Linked DNA regions of Homo sapiens: region 2 is linked to region 1. Evidence: chromatin loops called from intact Hi-C (ENCODE). Cell type or tissue: ascending aorta. All regions are shown on one strand. Links, peaks and the distances in the headings refer to the core of each region. The heading gives the core; the rest is flanking DNA. Region 1 overlaps LOC105376951 (a long non-coding RNA gene). Region 2 overlaps ATG7 (autophagy related 7).

Region 1 (8,332 bases), core at 230-8,229:
GGTGTGAGAGAAAGAAGACAGTCAAGTTTAATGCCAGGGTTTTTGTTCTGTGCAACTGCAAGAAAGGAATTGTCATCAACTGAAACGAGAAAATCTGGGGTCAGGTCAAGGGGTAGAGAGGAATTGGGAGTTTAGTTTTGGACAGAAGGGGTTTAGGTGGGCATTGGCTACCCATTGGAGATGTCAAAAAACAGTCAGAAGCCAGGCGCAGTGGCTCACGCCTATAATCCCAGCACTTTGGGAGGCCAAGGTGGGCAGATCACTTGAGGTCAGGAGTTTGAGACCAGCCTGGCCAACATGGTGAAACCCCATCTATACTAAAACTACAGAAATTAGCTGGGCATGGTGGTGGGCACCTGTAATCCCACTTACTCGAGAGGCTGAGGCAGAAGAATCATAGTGAGCCACGATTGTGCCATTGCACTCCAGCCTGGGCGACAGAATGAGACTCCGTCTCAAAAAAACAATAAAAATAAAAACAATTGTATTATTAGTCAGAATTCAAGTGAGAGGACGAGGCTAGAGACGTAAATGTGAGAGCCACATGTAAATGATATTGCAAGCAATGAGACTGGGTGAAATTACCAAGAGAGTGAGCACAGATGGATAAGAGAAGAGGATGGAGAACTGAGCCTCGGGTCATCCCAACATTAAGAGGTTGGGGAGAGGAGAGAAAAGACAGACGGTGAGACCAGTGAGGTAGTAGGAAAACCAAGAGAGCATGAGGCCTGAAATCAAACAAAGCAAGGGCAGTCAACTGTGCCAAGCCCAGTAGGACAAGGACTGAGACTTGACCATGGATCTTGCCATGTGGAGGCCATTGGTGACCTGGATGAAGGGCACCAGTAGAGCAGTGGGAGCGAATGCCTGATTGGAATGTGTTTAAGAAAAATGGGAGGGAGGAACTGGAGAAACTGAGGACGGACAGCTCTTTGGAAGAGTTTTGCTGCAAAAGGGAGAGTGGTGGTTTGTGGCTTGGTGGCCCACAAAGAATCTCATCTCTTGGTATTCAAGTCCTTGTGCAGTTTCCTCCCCTTGAATCTGGGCTCTCCCTGTGATTTGCTTTAACCAATAGAATCTGGCAGAAGCAACACTGTGTCAGTTCTGACCTAAAACTTAACAAGGGTTTTTGTTGGTGGTATTGTTGTTGTTATTTCAAAGATGGGAGAAATAGTAGCATTGTGTACGCTTGATGAGAATGATCCAGAGGAGGTAAAAAATGATGCTGTGGCAAGAGGGACAATCGCTGGAGAGATGTCCTTGAGCAAATGAAAGGGGCAGGGTCTAGGGCACAAGTACAGATACATAAGTGCACCATCAATTCATCTCTAGTGAAGCGTGTGGGTGGAGATGCTGGTGGGCGGGGAGGTGTGTGGTGGGGTCTCAGGACATTCTGATTGCTTCCATTATCTCAGTGAATAGGAAGCAGACAGGACAGGAGAGGAGGCATTAAGGGTTTAGGGGAGGAGAGGAGTCAAACGGTCCCTAGCAGAGCTGGAGAGAGAATGACTAGGGAGGCAGAGTATAATTGCTAGGCAGCATTGAGAGTGCTCTCAACATTCAAGGTCATGACTCAAGTGAACACAGTCAAAATGGTTGTGAAACACCATGTGAAAAACATGGCTTTTCTCTAGGCATGTTCTGCTGCATGGGGGTAAGGCAGGGTTGGCAGAAAGTGGGATACATTATGACCAGAGTGGTGGCTTAGCCAAGCAAGTTGGAAAACATCGATAATAAATGAGGAAATAAAGAACCTGGGAACATGTAATTCAGATTAAAAGCTCAAGACCAGGGGCAAAATTAGAAAGCAGAGGGAGGGAGAAAGAAGGAGAGGGGGAGAGAGTAGAAGAAAAAAAAGAAGGAAATGTGGTCATGTTTTACATTGGTTTTTGTTTTGTTTTGTTTTGTTTTTGAGAGAGACAGAGATAGAGTTTCGCTCTTGTTGCCCAGGCTGGAGTGCAATGGTGCGATCTTTGCTCACCGCAGCCTCCGCCTCCTGGGTTCAAACAATCCTCCTGCCTCTGCCTTTGCCTCCTGAGTGGCTGGGATTACAGGCACCTGCCACCACGCCAGCTAATTTTTTGTATTTTTAGTAGAGGCGGGGTTTCACCATGTTGGCCAGGCTGGTCTAGAACTTCTGACCTCAGGTGAACGAGGCCTCCCAAAGTGCTGGGATTACAGGCCTCGTGAGCCACCATGCTCAGCCCTACATTGGTATGATTAGATAACTGTGCCTCAGTGTGCATGAGTTCCAGATCTTGTACAGAGAAAATGTTTTCATAGGAAGGGTAAGGAGGGGCCTGAAGCAGACATGGAGGTGACAACTGAAGCACCTCCCCCTGTCTCCACCCCACCCACAACAAAACCAGCTTTTTTTTTTTTTTTTTTTTTTTTTTTTTGAGACAGCGTCTGCTCTGTCACCAGGCTGGAGTGCAGTGGCATGATCTCGGCTCACTGCAACCTCCACCTCCTGGGTTCAAGCGATTCTCCTGCCTCAGCCTCCTGAGTAGCTGGGATTACAGGTGCCCACCACCACACCCGGCTAATTTTTTGTATTTTTAGTAGAGACGGGGTTTTGCCATGTTGGCCAGGCTGGTTGCAAACTCCTGACCTCAAGTGATCTGCCTGCCTTGGCCTCCCAAAGTGCTGGGATTATAGACGTGAGCCACTGTGCCCGGCCCTAAACCCAGCTCATTTTAAACATTGGTTTCAATTCCATTCACCCTATGATGGAGCATCCTGCCCCTCCCCGACAACTCCCATACACCACTGAGCCTCCCCTACCCCAGGTGCCTGCAAGCCCCTCAGAGACCAAGGCTGTGTGCCAGGGCTTTTCTCTCCCAGAACATCCTTGATAGCCACATTTAGAAAACAGTCGCCAGAATGGCCTCTGTATTGCCAGCAGTTTGGCAGTGGGAAAGCCAGCTTTTGGCTTCCAGACAGGAAAAGCAAGGCGTGCTGACCACACACAGCCTGCACCTCAGTGACCCTCTGGCCAGAGGCTGCCTTAGGATTCTGGGAGGAGAGCTAGACCTGGTTCCCTGCAGCAACACCTTGGGAGGTTAAAAAATACAGATGACTGGGTCTCTACCCCAACCCAGCAGTAGGATCCAGGGATCCTTATTTCTAACAAACTCCCCCGATGATTCCAACACACGTCAAGGCTGGAAGCAACCGATTCGTTTCTTTGGGCCTCAGTTTCCCCATCCAACTTAAAACTCACACAGGAGTCTAGATAATCTTCTTTGAGCCTCACGGCCATCTAAAAAAATGTCATTGTTCCCATTTTTGAGATGGGAAGAATGGAGGTTTATAGAGGCAAAGGGATGAAGGGGTGGGCCACATGGTCATTAGTCTTTTTCGGCGCTGGGGTTTGAAGATCCTAAGACGACCTAAGGAAGGCAGCTGAATCCGCCTTCCAAACCCCTGGGGTAGACTCAGGCTCTCACACACCCAGGAGAGTCATTTCTAGGCACATCTTCTCGGGTGACTCATGAGCACCAAGGCAGGCCTGTGTGTCCAAGCGCCTGCACAGGCAGAAGCGAGGCTCTTTCCCATAACCGGAACCCTTACCGTGCCCCTAGCAAACTCCCAGCTCCTGCCTGACAAGTTACTGCCTAACCCGTGACTTATTTCGGGAATCCCTGACGCATTTCTTTACCGTCCCTCATTTCAAAGCACACCATGCCGGCAGCACTTGGAGGTGGTATGTGCTGGGAAACTGACCAACAGTTTAGTCAGACTGAGTCACTTCAAGGAGGGGAGTGGAGACAGCAGTGGGTGCCAGATGACACGGAGCTGTCGGCTTCCGTGTGCATTTTCTTTTGATAGTAGCCGTAGAGAAGTTGTCCGCCAGGCAGCCCTCAATGGGATTTTTCATTTAAGAAAAATCACTCTGCTCGTGCACTGATGGAGAAATGAACTACAAGAAGCAAGCCCTGAGGTCTGGAGACAGGAAGCTACTGAAACCAGCCAGGTGAGAGGCAATTACCGCCTAGACTCCGCTGGGGCGTGGGGAAGAGAATGGAGGGGTGACGGGCTCTGGGGGCTGATTAGATGCTGGAATGATGGGGGACGAGTCACCAGGGACTGAGGTGGCTGATTGGATGCTGGAGTGATAGGGAGGAGTTACTGTGGGCTGTGGTGACTGATTGGATGGTGGCACAAGGTGGGAGGAGTCATCATGGGCTGTGATGGCTGATTGGATGGTGGAGTGATGGGGGAGGAGTCCAGTCAGCCCCCAGTGTTCTGGCTTGAGCGTCTGAGTTATTGATTGAGTCCTTCTTGAGGATGGGGAACAGCGACCGGAACGGACCCTGTTATCTTCAGATTCACATCCTCCACGCCTGGCACATAGCAGGCCATCTGTAAAGGTACTGAGGTACTAAGTTGTCCTCTTGAGTGAGGCCACTGATACACTTTCTTTTGTTATGGCGGGAGAGTATCTGGTGCTCTGGCTGAGGAACTAAGGTCCCTACCAGCCCAAAAGGAGCCCCAGTGTAAATTAGAAAAAGGCAGTACCCAGAGAATGGGAGAAAATATTTGCAACTCATATAGTACACCTGATACAGGTGTACTATCCAGAATACACAAGGAACTCTTTTTTTTTTGAGACGGAGTCTCCCTCTGTTGTCCAGGCTGGAGTGGAGTGTCGTGATCTCTGCTCACTGCAAGCTCCGTCTCCCAGGTTCACACCATTCTCCTGCCTCAGTCTCCCAAGTAGCTGGGACTACAGGCGCCCGCACCACGTTTGGCTATTTTTTTTTTTTTTTGTATTTTTAGTAGAGACGGGGTTTCACCGTGTTAGCCAGGATGGTCTCGATCTCCTGACCTTGTGATCTGCCCGCCTCGGCCTCCCAAAGTGCTAGGATTACAGGCGTGAGCCACCGCGCCCAGCCTAAACAAGGAACTCTTACAACTCAACACACACACACAAAAAACAACCCAGCCAAAAAATGGGTAAAGGACTTGAACAGACATTTCTCCAAAGATATACAGATGGCCAGCCACAATGAGGTACCACTTCACACTCACTAGGAGGGCTATAAGAAAATGGACAATAACAAATGTTGGCAAGGATGTGAAGACATTGGAGCCCTCAAACATTTCTAGATGGAATGTACCACGGTGCAGTTACTTTGGAAAACAGTTTGGCAAGTTCCTCAAAAAGTTAATCGTGGGATTACCATATGATCCAACAAGACCATCCCCTGGTATATACCCAGAAAAATGGAAAACATCTGTTCACACAAAAACTTGTACAAGAATGTTCATAGCTGAATTTTTTTTTTTTTTTTTTTGAGTGCAGTGGCATGATCACAGCTCACTGCAGCCTCCATCTCCCAGGCTCAAGCAATCCTCCCACCTCGGCCTCCCAAGTAGCTGGGACTACAAGTGTACACCACCATGTCCGCCCAAATTTTTCATTTTTTATAGAGACAGGGTTTTGCCATGTTGCCCAAGCTGGTGTCAAACTCCTGGGCTCAAACAATCCTCCCACCTCAGCCTCCCAAAGTGCTGGGATTACAGATGTGAGCCACTGTGCCTGGCCATAGCTGCATTGTTCTTTTTTTTTTTTTTTTAGAAAGAATTTTGCTCTTGTTGCCCAGGCTAGAGTGCAATGGTGCGATCTCGGCTCACTGCAGCCTCTGCCTCCCAGGTTCAAGTGATTCTCCTGCCTCAGCCTCCCAAGTAGCTGGGATTACAGGCATGCGCCACCATGCCCGGCTAATTTTGTATTTTTAGTAGAGATGAGGTTTCACCATGTTGGCCAGGCTGGTTTCGAACCCCTGACTTCAGGTGATCCACCTGCCTCAGCTTCCCAGAATACTGGGATTACAGGAACGAGCCGCCCGCCTTTTTTTTTTTTATTTTGAGGTGGAATCTTGCTCTGTTACCCAGGCTGGAGTGCAGTGGTGCAATCTCGGCTCACTGCGACCTCCGCCTCCCGGGTTCAAGCAATTCTCCTGCCTCAGCTTCCCGAGTAGCTGGGATTACAGGCGCCTGCCACCACGCCCAGCTAATTTTTATATATTTGGTAGAGACAAGGTTTCACCGTGTTGGCAAAGCTGATCTAGAACTCCTGACCTCAGGTGATCCGCCCACCTCAGCCTCCCAAAGTGCTGGGATTTCAGGCGTGAGCCACCGTGACCCGCCTGTTCTTAACAGCCAGTGGATATAACCCATATGTCCATCAACTCATGAAGGGATACACAAATTGTGGAATATTCACACAATGCGATATTATCGAGCCATAAAAAGGAATGAAGTACAGACACATACCACAACATGGGTAAAACTTGAAAAGTTTTAATGCCAAATGAAAGAAGACAGTCACAGAAGACAGCAAATTATAGAACTCCATTCATATGAAAGTTCAGATTCATGGTCGCCAAGAGATGGGGAAAGGGGGGGAATTAGGAGTTATGGAGTTGTTTTTTGGGATGATGGAAATGTTCCGAAAACTGCTAGTGGTGATGGTTGCACAACATTGTGACTATACTAAAAGCACTGAACTTTATACTTTAAAGTGGTTTAAATGGTAGATTCTATGTTATGTGAATTTTAGCTCATAAAAAAAATTTTTTTTTAAAGAAAAGAAATAGGAAGCATTCCTTCTGGGCAGGTGCAGCCTTGCAGGCACATGGCTTAGTAAACAAAGGGCCGTCCGGATTTCAGTCCCTTTTGGCCTAGTGCCCATGTACAGTGAACGACCCGCGCAGCTGTTCTTAGCTGCCCTGCGATGGGACATAAAAGCTTCTGCCCACATTTGGACCTCTATCCACCCCATCTGACAGAGAGAAGTAGTGAAGATTGAATGCATTTGCTAAGGCTGGATGAAACCCCGCCCCTCCCCCAAGGAGAACTAAATCACAGGAATGATTTTCACCCAAGAAGCAAAATAAGCGCCTTCCTCCCTCCTTAGGCGTGGCAGTTGACTTTGGCCCCAATACCAAGACCTCTCATTCTGCACACACCCTCCAGCTGCAATTCCACCTAACACACCAAGGCTCTTCCACACACCCAGGCTTTCTCATTCTTTCCACTCCAGCTATGTTCACCTCTTTGCCCTCGTACACCCTGGGAGCCCCTAGGGACTCACTCTGTTTCCTCTCAAACCCTCCCAGGCACCATCCTCTCCCCGAAGCCACTTCCCCATTCTCAGAACCCTGCTCGCGGGTGACCTCTTCCTGAAACCTCCCTCAGAGGAGCCCTGCCTACCTCCTGTCATACCCTTAGCACTTGTAAAACACCCAGTTACTGGGTTTTACCTGAACTCTGCCACTTCTAGGCTGCTTGGCTCTGCAAGAATCACACAACTTCCCTGACCTCAGTGTCCCCATCTGTAAAGTGTACAGGGCCACGCTTACCTGCCAGGTGTGATTCCATGGAATTAGGGATGTATAAGGCTTTGTAAGTGCAAAGTGCCAAGCCCTTAAGATGGGTTGTTGCTTTTCATTATTACTGTACAGGCCCGTGTGTGTTTCTGTGCAGAGAAATACCACACATTATGCATAAGCATCTGAACTTTCTCCCCTTGATTAAGCAGGTGCTCAAGGGCAGGGAAGGTGTTTGTTGCCTTTGGAGTGTACCCTCTGTCATCCCAAGCTATGAGGCCCAAGTAGAAGCCAGAATCCAAAATTCCTCTCCCCATCCTGGGATCCCAGGGCCATATTTTGCCTAGAGTCATAGGTTTTTGAGCTTCTGTCTCTCAGATCTGACCATAAAATCCTTAAGGTCAGGGACTCTGCAGGGAAGAGACTTCACTCATTCTGAACCTCAGTTTCTTTGTCTGTAAAATGGGGATAATAAACTTACCTATCTCACAGCATTACTGGAAGGGTTAAATGAAAAATCACACACTATGCTCCCAATAAACGTCAGTAATGAATACAAGGGTGATGTATTTATTATCTGTTGCTGCATAATGAATCACCCCAACATGTAGTGGCTTAAAACAACAATAATAATTTATTGTCTTTTATAATTTGGGGGGTCAGGATTTCAGGAGCAGCTTAGCTGGGCAGTTTTAGCCTGCTATCTCTCATGAGGCTGGGGCTTCAGTCATCTGAAGGCTTGACTTGGCTGGAGGATCCACTTCCAATTGGTTCACTCACATGTCCCAAGTTGATGCTGGCTGTTGGTGGGAGGCATTGGTTCTCCTTCAAAAGAGCCTCTCCACAGAGCTTCTTGAGTGTCCTCACAACATGGCAGCTGGCTTCCCCCAGTAGGTGATATAAGAGACCAAAGTGGAAGCCACACTATCTTTCATGATCTAGATAGAGAAGTCACATACTGTCACTTCTGCAGTATTCTATTGGTCATGGAAATC
Region 2 (8,332 bases), core at 135-8,134, 190 kb after region 1:
GACTTCGGGATAACGTTAAAACTACTTAGCTTGGCGTTTGAGGTCTCTTCAGTTCCAGTTCCTGTCCACCACTAGCCTCATTTAATATTTCCCAAGATACATCCTGTGCTCTGGCTACCCCTGTGCCCTCCAAATGCCGCAGCTTCCCCCATCTCTCTGCCTGCAGACATCTCTCTGTCTCCCTTCTGTCACCTGGCTGCTGCCTCACCTACCTTTCTGATTCATTACCCCAGGAAGCACTGGCTGATTGCTTGCGCCATTTCATTTCTCTCTTCTGTGTTCTGGTAGCAGCCTCCTTCCTAGCACTGACTAGTCTCCAAAGTAATTGTTGATTTGCTTTTCTGCCTGCCCCATATCCCCAGCCTGTGAGCAACTTTAGCACAGAATCTTGTTTGTCCCCACTCTGCGTCCTCAACATTTAGTGCAATGCTGGACACTTAAGAGACACATGATGTGAGAATGCTGAGAGGAAAGAGAGAGAATTGTGGACTGGTATGAAAATTAAAGAAGGCTTTTGCCGGGGGCAGGGCCGAACCCTAGAGAAATAATTTCTAGACATCATTTTCAGTGGTTCTTGCTTTTATTGCATTAACCTTGTTCACTCTCTTTAGCATGATTCCAGTTTCCCTTCGAGCCACGACATTTCCTTGAAGGTTTTCACCCTCTTTTTTCAAAAATAGGCATTCTTTTCAGTATGAAATCCTGCACTTGTGTTCTGGCTTCATGTTTTACTTGATTCTGCCCCCTCCTCCTCCTACCAGCACTTTGTTCCCTGAAAAGTCACTGCTGCTCTTTGAGCCCTGTGTCCTCATGTGTAGGATGGAGAAATGTTGGAATCCCTCTGAGTTTCTCTCTTCAACCTGTTTCTCTTCTGGGTTATCTCATTGTGCCTACAACTCCAGAAACCATTTCCTCCCAAGTAATTCAATTTTCTCTCACCGGCCTGAACCTCCCTCTGGACCCCGGGCCATATTATCCAGCCACCTGCTTGCCTCCTTCTGCACCTTACAATCTTTGCCCCAAGGCTGGTCCTTTTCTGGCTTCATTGGCTCAGAATGATGCTGCTTCTATCCAGTCACACAAGCCAGAAATCTGGTTATCCTACCGGACAGCTGTCTTCCCCCTACCACCCCTGTGTCTTGTGGATTTCATGTCCTGAATGTCTCTCAGCCTACCACCTTGCGTTTCTTCTGCCACCACCTCAATCTCTGCTATACTGCAGCAGCTTCCTAACAAGCCTCCTTGTATCTACTGTGGGCCTCTCCAGTTCATTCCCATATCATCCCCACAGTTTTCCTTAGAAAAGCAGATCTGATCGTGTCCCTATCATAATGAAACACCTGAATGTCTTCTTCCCTGTGCTCTAAGAGTAGGGGCTAAATTCTTTAATACGGCCTACAAGAGTCTGTGTGGCCTGGCCCCTGTGGGCATCCAGCCCCAAGTCATTCCGTGTTCCCTGCCACAGGGCTTTTGCATGCACCTTTTGCCTGGAACTCTCTTCTCTCTCTTTTCTTTACTTCTACCCCTCCCTCCCCCTACCTCCCCTTTGCTCCGTTAAGTGCTCACTCTTTCAAGGAAACCTTCCCTGACCTCTATAAAAAGGTTTATTCCTTCTGTTGCGAGCTCTCATAGCACTGTGCATCCCTTCTTCTTTTTTTTTTTTGAGATGGAGTTTCACTCTTTGTTGCCCAGGCTGGAGTACAATGGCATGATGTTGGCTCACTGCAACCTCCGCCTCCTGGGTCCAAGTGATTCCTCCTGCCTCAGCCTCCTGAGTAGCTGAGATTACAGGCATACGCCACCACACCTGGCTAATTTTTTTATCTTTAGTAGAGATGGGGTTTCGCCATGTTGGCCGGGCCAGTCTCGTACTCCTGACCTCAGGTGATCCACCCACCACAGCCTCCCAAAGTGCTGGGATTACAGGCGTGAACCACCACACCTGGTCCATAATTTTACATTTTCTTGAGTGATCTTTGATTAATATATTTTTCTCCCATTTAAATGTAAGCTCTACCAGGACAGGTACCCTATCTTTGATTTCCCACCATTGTGTCTGCATCCCATGGCATCATGCCTGGTGTGTAAAATGCAATGGAAGGATGAATTCATGCATAAATGAGTTGTGAAGACTGGAGATTGCTCATGGGAAGCACCTGGGTCAGTGCCTGGCACACAGTAGGCCTTCAGTGAGTAGAGGGTAGCTCTTATTATTAGTTCATTGTAAGTGTTCTCTTTAATGTGAGCATTCTGTTGTCTGGTTAAGGCCACGTATTTTACAAAGACTTTCCCAAATTGTCTGTACACCTCAATTTATGTCTAATGAGTTACACACATGGTTACTGGCGTGACAGGAGACAGAATACAGGGGAGGTATATGATCTGCATGGCTGATTCAGAGCAGGGGTTCTTAATTTGGAGTAGGGTGCAGATGCGTAATGTCTGGGAATGTTTTGGAAGTAATGGATCCTCACCCTAGAAAAATCCACATGTGCACACAGTTCTGCGTCTAATGTCAGAGACGCACAGAGTGCTGACATGCTTGGAGGAAGATGAAGGAAAAGACAGGAGTTAGCCTGCCTAGTGGGGAGCCTATGGATTGTTAAGGTCAGGAGGTGAATGAGTCCTCTTTGTTCCAAGTCAGAGTGGGAGCTTTGCATGTGGAGGTACTGTTCACTTGTGTGTGAAGCCTTGGCTGACTATGAGAGAGTGGGTACCTGCCCCTGAAGAGGACACATTGCCAGCCACCAACAGCTGGGACTGCCATGGTCTCAGTTTTGACCGTGACCAGCATGCAGCTGGTCACTCATACATGTTATCACTTATCCTTACATGCCCTGCAAAGTGAGAAGTGTTGTCTGCATTTTACAGATGAGATGAATGGAAAAGAGACTAGGGAATGGAAGCCTCTTCAAATGTGAATGATCTTACCTCCTACAGTGAGAATGCTTCCTATAGTGAAAAAGGAAGCAGCCATTTTTTTTCTGCTCAGCTCACAATGTGTTGGGGTAGAGTAGGAAGGCCAGACTTCAGTTCCCAACAGCTTAATGGGTCGAACCCTCTGAGCCTCAGTTTCCTCAGTGTGTATAAGCATACAGTAACAACACCCCCTTCCTTGTAGGTGGCTGTGAGAACTAAGAATCATTAAGTTTCACTCACATGTTCTAATTGTTCCCACTATATTTTCTTAGAATGTTTTTCAGTTTTCATTTTCAAAGGAAAATTTTCTTTGATTAACCCCAGTTTCCAGCTATTCCATAAAAATGGAGTTTTAAGGTCCCGAGTCACACAGCCAACTCTGCCTTTACCAAAGGAAGGCATAAGAGAAGCCCCTCCTGAGATTGGCAGGGTTGCCAGTTCAGCAGCCCCCGGGACATCCAAGAAAGTTTTACCAGTTCACTGATGGTATTGTCTTTAAATGAAAGCTCAAAAGCAAATGCGCCTGTGATTGGTTTCATCTCACTTCTTGGGTGATGTATGGTTGTTACTGTGATTGCTTAATGCTGGAGTTCTTTGTCATTTATAGTTAAAAATACCTGTTATAACCCAATACATGTCTTTGAATCTGCACCCACACATACACATAACAAAACAAGACTTTTGCAAAATAATGCTTTCCTTTTTCTGTTTTATCTTTTTGAAAAATTCTAGTTGTGACCCAGTAAATGATTTAAGAATCGCAAATAGCTCACCACCTGCAGTTTGAAAAATGCTTTGTGACCATTTTATGACCATTTTGGAAATACTGGCAAATAAATGAACTGTACTAGGTGAGGTTCCATTCATTAGTTTTACTTCCAGCTATATATCTCTGTTTTTAAAATGTCGCAAAGGTTTTCAGCTATTCTTTTACATTTTTAGGTTTTTTTAATATACAAACTTTTTGTATATTTCCTTTTAATCCTGTGCATTTTTTAAAACTAAGATTGTACAGTATTTTGTTTTATTGTAGCATTTTAGCATAATAGTATTATATTCTACACAACATCCTTTTTAATGGATGTATGATAGTATTTTTACCAAGGTTTTGACATTTATATTTCTCATAATTTTTTCACTATTAGGACTGCTTTGTGCATCAAATTTTTCCTCTTTTTCCTCTCCTTATCCCCTGTAGTTTTAATTATTTCCATAGAAAAGATGTCTAGATGCGGAATTACTGCGTTACAGAGTTTGAGGCTGAGCGTGGTGGCTCACGCCTGTAATCCCAGCACTCTGGGAGACCTAGGTGAGAGGATTGTTTGAGGCCAGGAGTTCAAGACCAGCATGGGCAACATAGCAGGGCTCTGTCTCTACAAAAAATTTAAAAATTAGCTAGGTGTGGTGGCACACACTTGTAGTCCAAGATACTCTGAAGGCTGAGGCAGGAAGATTCCTTGAGCCCAGGAATTTGAGTCTGCAGTGAACTGTGATCGTGCCACTGCACTCTAGCCTGGGCAACAGAATGAAACTGTCAAAAAAAAAAGTTAGAACATGTTAAGGTTCATAATCAGTGGTGTGCTGGTAAATGTTTAACAGCCAGCTCTTGTGAGGTAGGAATAGTCCTGTTTTTGTAGTGTTTTCTTACTTGTATGGTACCAGTACTACCACCATGGCCAATTGCAGGCTACCAGTGTGAAGTCCTGGAATGCCGAATTGAAAAGAGACATTAACAGTTGGCTCCCAGAAAAGCCTGTATGGGCCAACTCCAGCACAACACTGCTTATCATAAATGTTTCCCCAAGACCCTGCCAGCTTCCCTCCTACCAGCTGTGTACCCTTACCAGGATCAGATGTTGTAGTATTGTACACATGTGTTAGGTTGAAAATGGGCCTTAAGTTCTTCTCTCAATGAAATGTGGATTCCACAGTCGCACTCCATTGCTACAACAGATCACCATCTTTCAGGCCAGTTCTTGTGATTACATTAAAAATAGCTCATAACATTGTCCCATTACCAATCTTTTGGGGAAGGTTACTTGACTCTTCTACTTCATTCAGAGCAGTTATTGAAGATTGAATGTTTGGGAAATGTTGTGTAATTTCAACAACATTAGCCTTTAATTCTAGGGCTTTAAAATCTGTGGACAAGAGCAATAGCCAAGGAGCAACAATTTATATGCTGTTAGTTGGGCTCTTTCTTCACTTAGTGATCTCTCCGCATCTTGGCAGCTGTCTGTGACTTTGAAGTGCATTAGGTATTTCAGTTTTTTCCCCCATACTTTAAAAACGTGTAATCTCCTTTGTGCATTTCCTGTTATATCAAGTGTTTGAGTTCTAAAGACAGCCATTTGTTAGATTAGCATGTTTTATGGGATCATTGTGGAAAATGTTCTTGCTGAAGACAAGCAAGTTGGCAATTTTGCCCTCTTTTCTTTCTCACAGTGTACTTTTTCAGCAAATTGCTTGGCAGACTGATCATGACTGAATCATTTCAATGAATTGTATGCTCTCAGCCAAGTAGAAAGGAACATTTATTTCATAAAGCTTCTAAACAAAGTTTTTCTTCAGTTACGTTGAGCTTCTTTCTGCTGATTTGTATTACAAAAGGAAGTGATTTGCCCAAGTTCGCACAATTAATTTGTGGCAAAGCCAGTTCTAAAACCAGAACTCCTAGTCAGTGATTATTTATGAAAAATATTTTTTAAAAAATTCTGTTTAACCGTAGTATAAGCTGGCTTACCTAGCATTGTGCCAACTAATCATTCCTCCAATGATTAAGATAGATTCTGAGTTGATTCCTAAAGCACTTAAAGATTTTGGGGTCACTTTTGAATCATCAAAGAAAGATTAAATGATGTTCAGCTTAGTGTTAAATGGATTTTGTCATTTTCCTATTCGACGCCTGCCTTCTGCACTTATGCCTCATATGGGTAGGAAAGTTACCTTAAACCATTTTCAAGCTGACCTGCTTTTATGGGTAAGTGGTAGATTTTCCTCCTTAGCAGATCATTCCTGCTCTCTATAGCCCATGTTAGGTCAGGTTGCTCTAAGAAACTTATTCCTAGTCTTTTCTGCTCAAAAAAAGATTTTTTTTTCACTATTCTACCCCATTGCCTTTGTCCTTAGGGTAAGAAATATGCTTATTCTTTGAAATTAAGCATCCACTTGTAGCATCTAACATAATATTCTAGTTTATATAATTTAGATATCATTTAGTTCCAACTCTACATTTGCACATGATAAAGCCTAGACCCCGAGAATATTTGATAGACTAGAACTTATCCCTTTCTTTTCTTTGCCAGTTAAGAAAAAATAACCTTGAAACTGAAGACAGCTAACTATGTACAGTCACATGCCACATGATGTTTCAGTCAACAATGGACCACATATACGGCAGTGGTTCCATAAGATTATAATACTGTATTTTTACTATACCTTCTATGTGTTTAGATTTGTTCAGATACACAAATACCATTGTGTTACAGTTACCTACAGTATTAAGTATGGTCACATGCTCTCCAGGTTTCTAGCCTAGGAACAACAAGCTATACCAGGTAGCCCAGGTGTGGTGTAGTAGGCTATACAATCTAGGTTTGTGTAAGAACACTCTGTGATGTTGGTATGACGGTGAAATTGCCTAACGATGCATTTTTCAGAGTGCATCCCCATCGTTAAGCATGACTGTCATGGTGGTGGATTGGACTGAACAAAGAGGTCAATGAAGTTACTGCAAGACAGTGTATTTATGTTGCTTTTGTTGTTACTATTTGTTAAGCGCTGGCCTCATTCTCAGTTTCTGTGCTAAGTGCAGTTAAGAATTATCCTATAGGCCAGGCGTGGTGGCTCACGCCTGTAATCACAGCACTTTGGGAGGCCAAGGTGGGCAGATCACCTGAGGTCCGGAGTTCGTGACCAGCCTGACCAACATGGTGAAATTCTGTCTCTACTAAAAATACAAAATTAGCCGGGTGTGGTGGCGCATGCCTGTAATCCCAGCTACTCGGGAGGCTGAGGCAGGAGAATTGCTTGAACCCAGGAGGTGGAGGTTATGGTGAGCTGAGATCGTGCCATTGCATTCCAGCCTGGGCAACAGGGGCGAAACTACATCTCAAAAAAAAAAAAAAATTTTATCCTATAGATGAGAAAATTAAGGCATAGAGAAGTTAAGTAAATTGCTAAAGGTTACACAAGAGCAAGTGATCCAGAATGTTTGATTAAGGGCCCAGGTTTATGAAGTCATTTGCAAATTGTAACTCAGTGTCTCTGTAGGAACGGCATTTTCTAGATTGATACTGCCTAGGTTCTTCCTAAGTAACCCATTTAATAGCCTTTGTGTGTTTTTTGTTGTTGTTTTTCCTTTGCTGGTTTGAATACCCTTTAGATACTCTGTAAGATTGAGCTTTGATATAGTCTGTGTTGTTTTGTGACCTATAGGGTATTTTCTTCTTAAACATTCTCTAAAGTTCTATGATTCTGGAGCCTGAAGAAATCCTTTGAGATGAAAGGTTCAACCCCTTCATCTTGCAGGAGAGAAAGGAACTTCCCCCAATGTCTTAGGATCAGTTAGCTGCAGAATTAAAACACATACCTGCTTACTGTTAAGCAAGTGAGTTTTTCACTACATCAGGCCATTTTCTAATTGTAAGCTGTTTCAATGTTTTGGAAGTAGAAATGCTAGTTTCTCCCTTCTCCCCCTTTTTACACTTGATAGAGTTGTAAATGCTGTTTTTTTTTTGTTGTTGTTGTTTTGTTTTTGAGACAGAGTCTTGCTTTGTCACCCAGGCTGGAGTGCAGTGGCCCGATCTTGGCTCACTGCAACCTCCACCTCCCGGGTTCACACCATTCTCCTGCCTCAGTCTCCCGAGTAGCTGGGACTACAGGTGCCCGCCATCATGCCCGGCTAATTTTTTGTATTTTTAGTAGAGATGGGGTTTCACTGTGTTAGCCAGGATGGTCTTGATCTCCTGACCTTGTGATCCACCCGCCTCTGCCTTCCAGAGTGCTGGGATTACAGGCGTGAGCCACTGCACCCGGCCTAGAGTTGTAAATGCTTTTTATGAATAAAAGCAATGTGAAGTTGAAGCGACGATTGCTAAATAAATGTAGTTGTGTGGCAGACGCTATCTGTCATGATTGGCAGAGGGGAGCAAAATAAAAAGATGTCCCTGATGGAAGAGTAGCAGGTGGGGTGGCCACATGGACCAGAAGAGCTCAAGGAAGACAACTTCTTAATTCGGTGGAAGCCCTGGACTGGAAATCTTGTTCTCAGAGTTCTCTCACTTCTCATCCGAAGCCCTCTTTTTTTAAATCTTACTTTCACATTCTCACCTAGGAGAATCCCAGGGTTAAAATGCCATGAGACCCTGTAATGTTGAGAAAGGAAAGAAGGAAGGAAAAGGAACTTGCTGAG

What was found. Peaks named below come from ENCODE experiments on the same cell type or tissue, not always from the same donor. Only the 100,000 strongest peaks of a DNase experiment are listed, where the experiment ranks them.
Region 2: it touches region 1 in a loop (2.1-fold over the local background); 2 of 110 quality-filtered maps call a loop at or near these places.

What each region holds. Positions count from the first base shown.
Region 1 is chr3:11,133,424-11,141,755 of GRCh38, forward strand. LOC105376951 (a long non-coding RNA gene) reads right to left here. Exons shown (of 5, transcript XR_940593.2): 5 at 7,949-8,275. It also overlaps a transcript of HRH1 not described here. Among named protein-coding and RNA genes, the nearest start is that of HRH1, 17 kb to the right of the region's middle. RefSeq lists enhancers at 3,180-4,379, 7,086-7,155, 7,176-7,225. In ascending aorta, for the core only: no CTCF peak of the experiment used is centred there; DNase peaks (open chromatin) are centred at 2,878, 3,638, 4,158 and 7,038; H3K4me3 peaks cover 969 bases; H3K27ac peaks cover 2,435 bases.
Region 2 is chr3:11,318,640-11,326,971 of GRCh38, forward strand. All of the region lies in intron 9 of ATG7 (autophagy related 7), which reads left to right. Among named protein-coding and RNA genes, the nearest start is that of ATG7, 50 kb to the left of the region's middle. In ascending aorta, for the core only: no CTCF peak of the experiment used is centred there; no DNase peak of the experiment used is centred there; H3K27ac peaks cover 1,879 bases.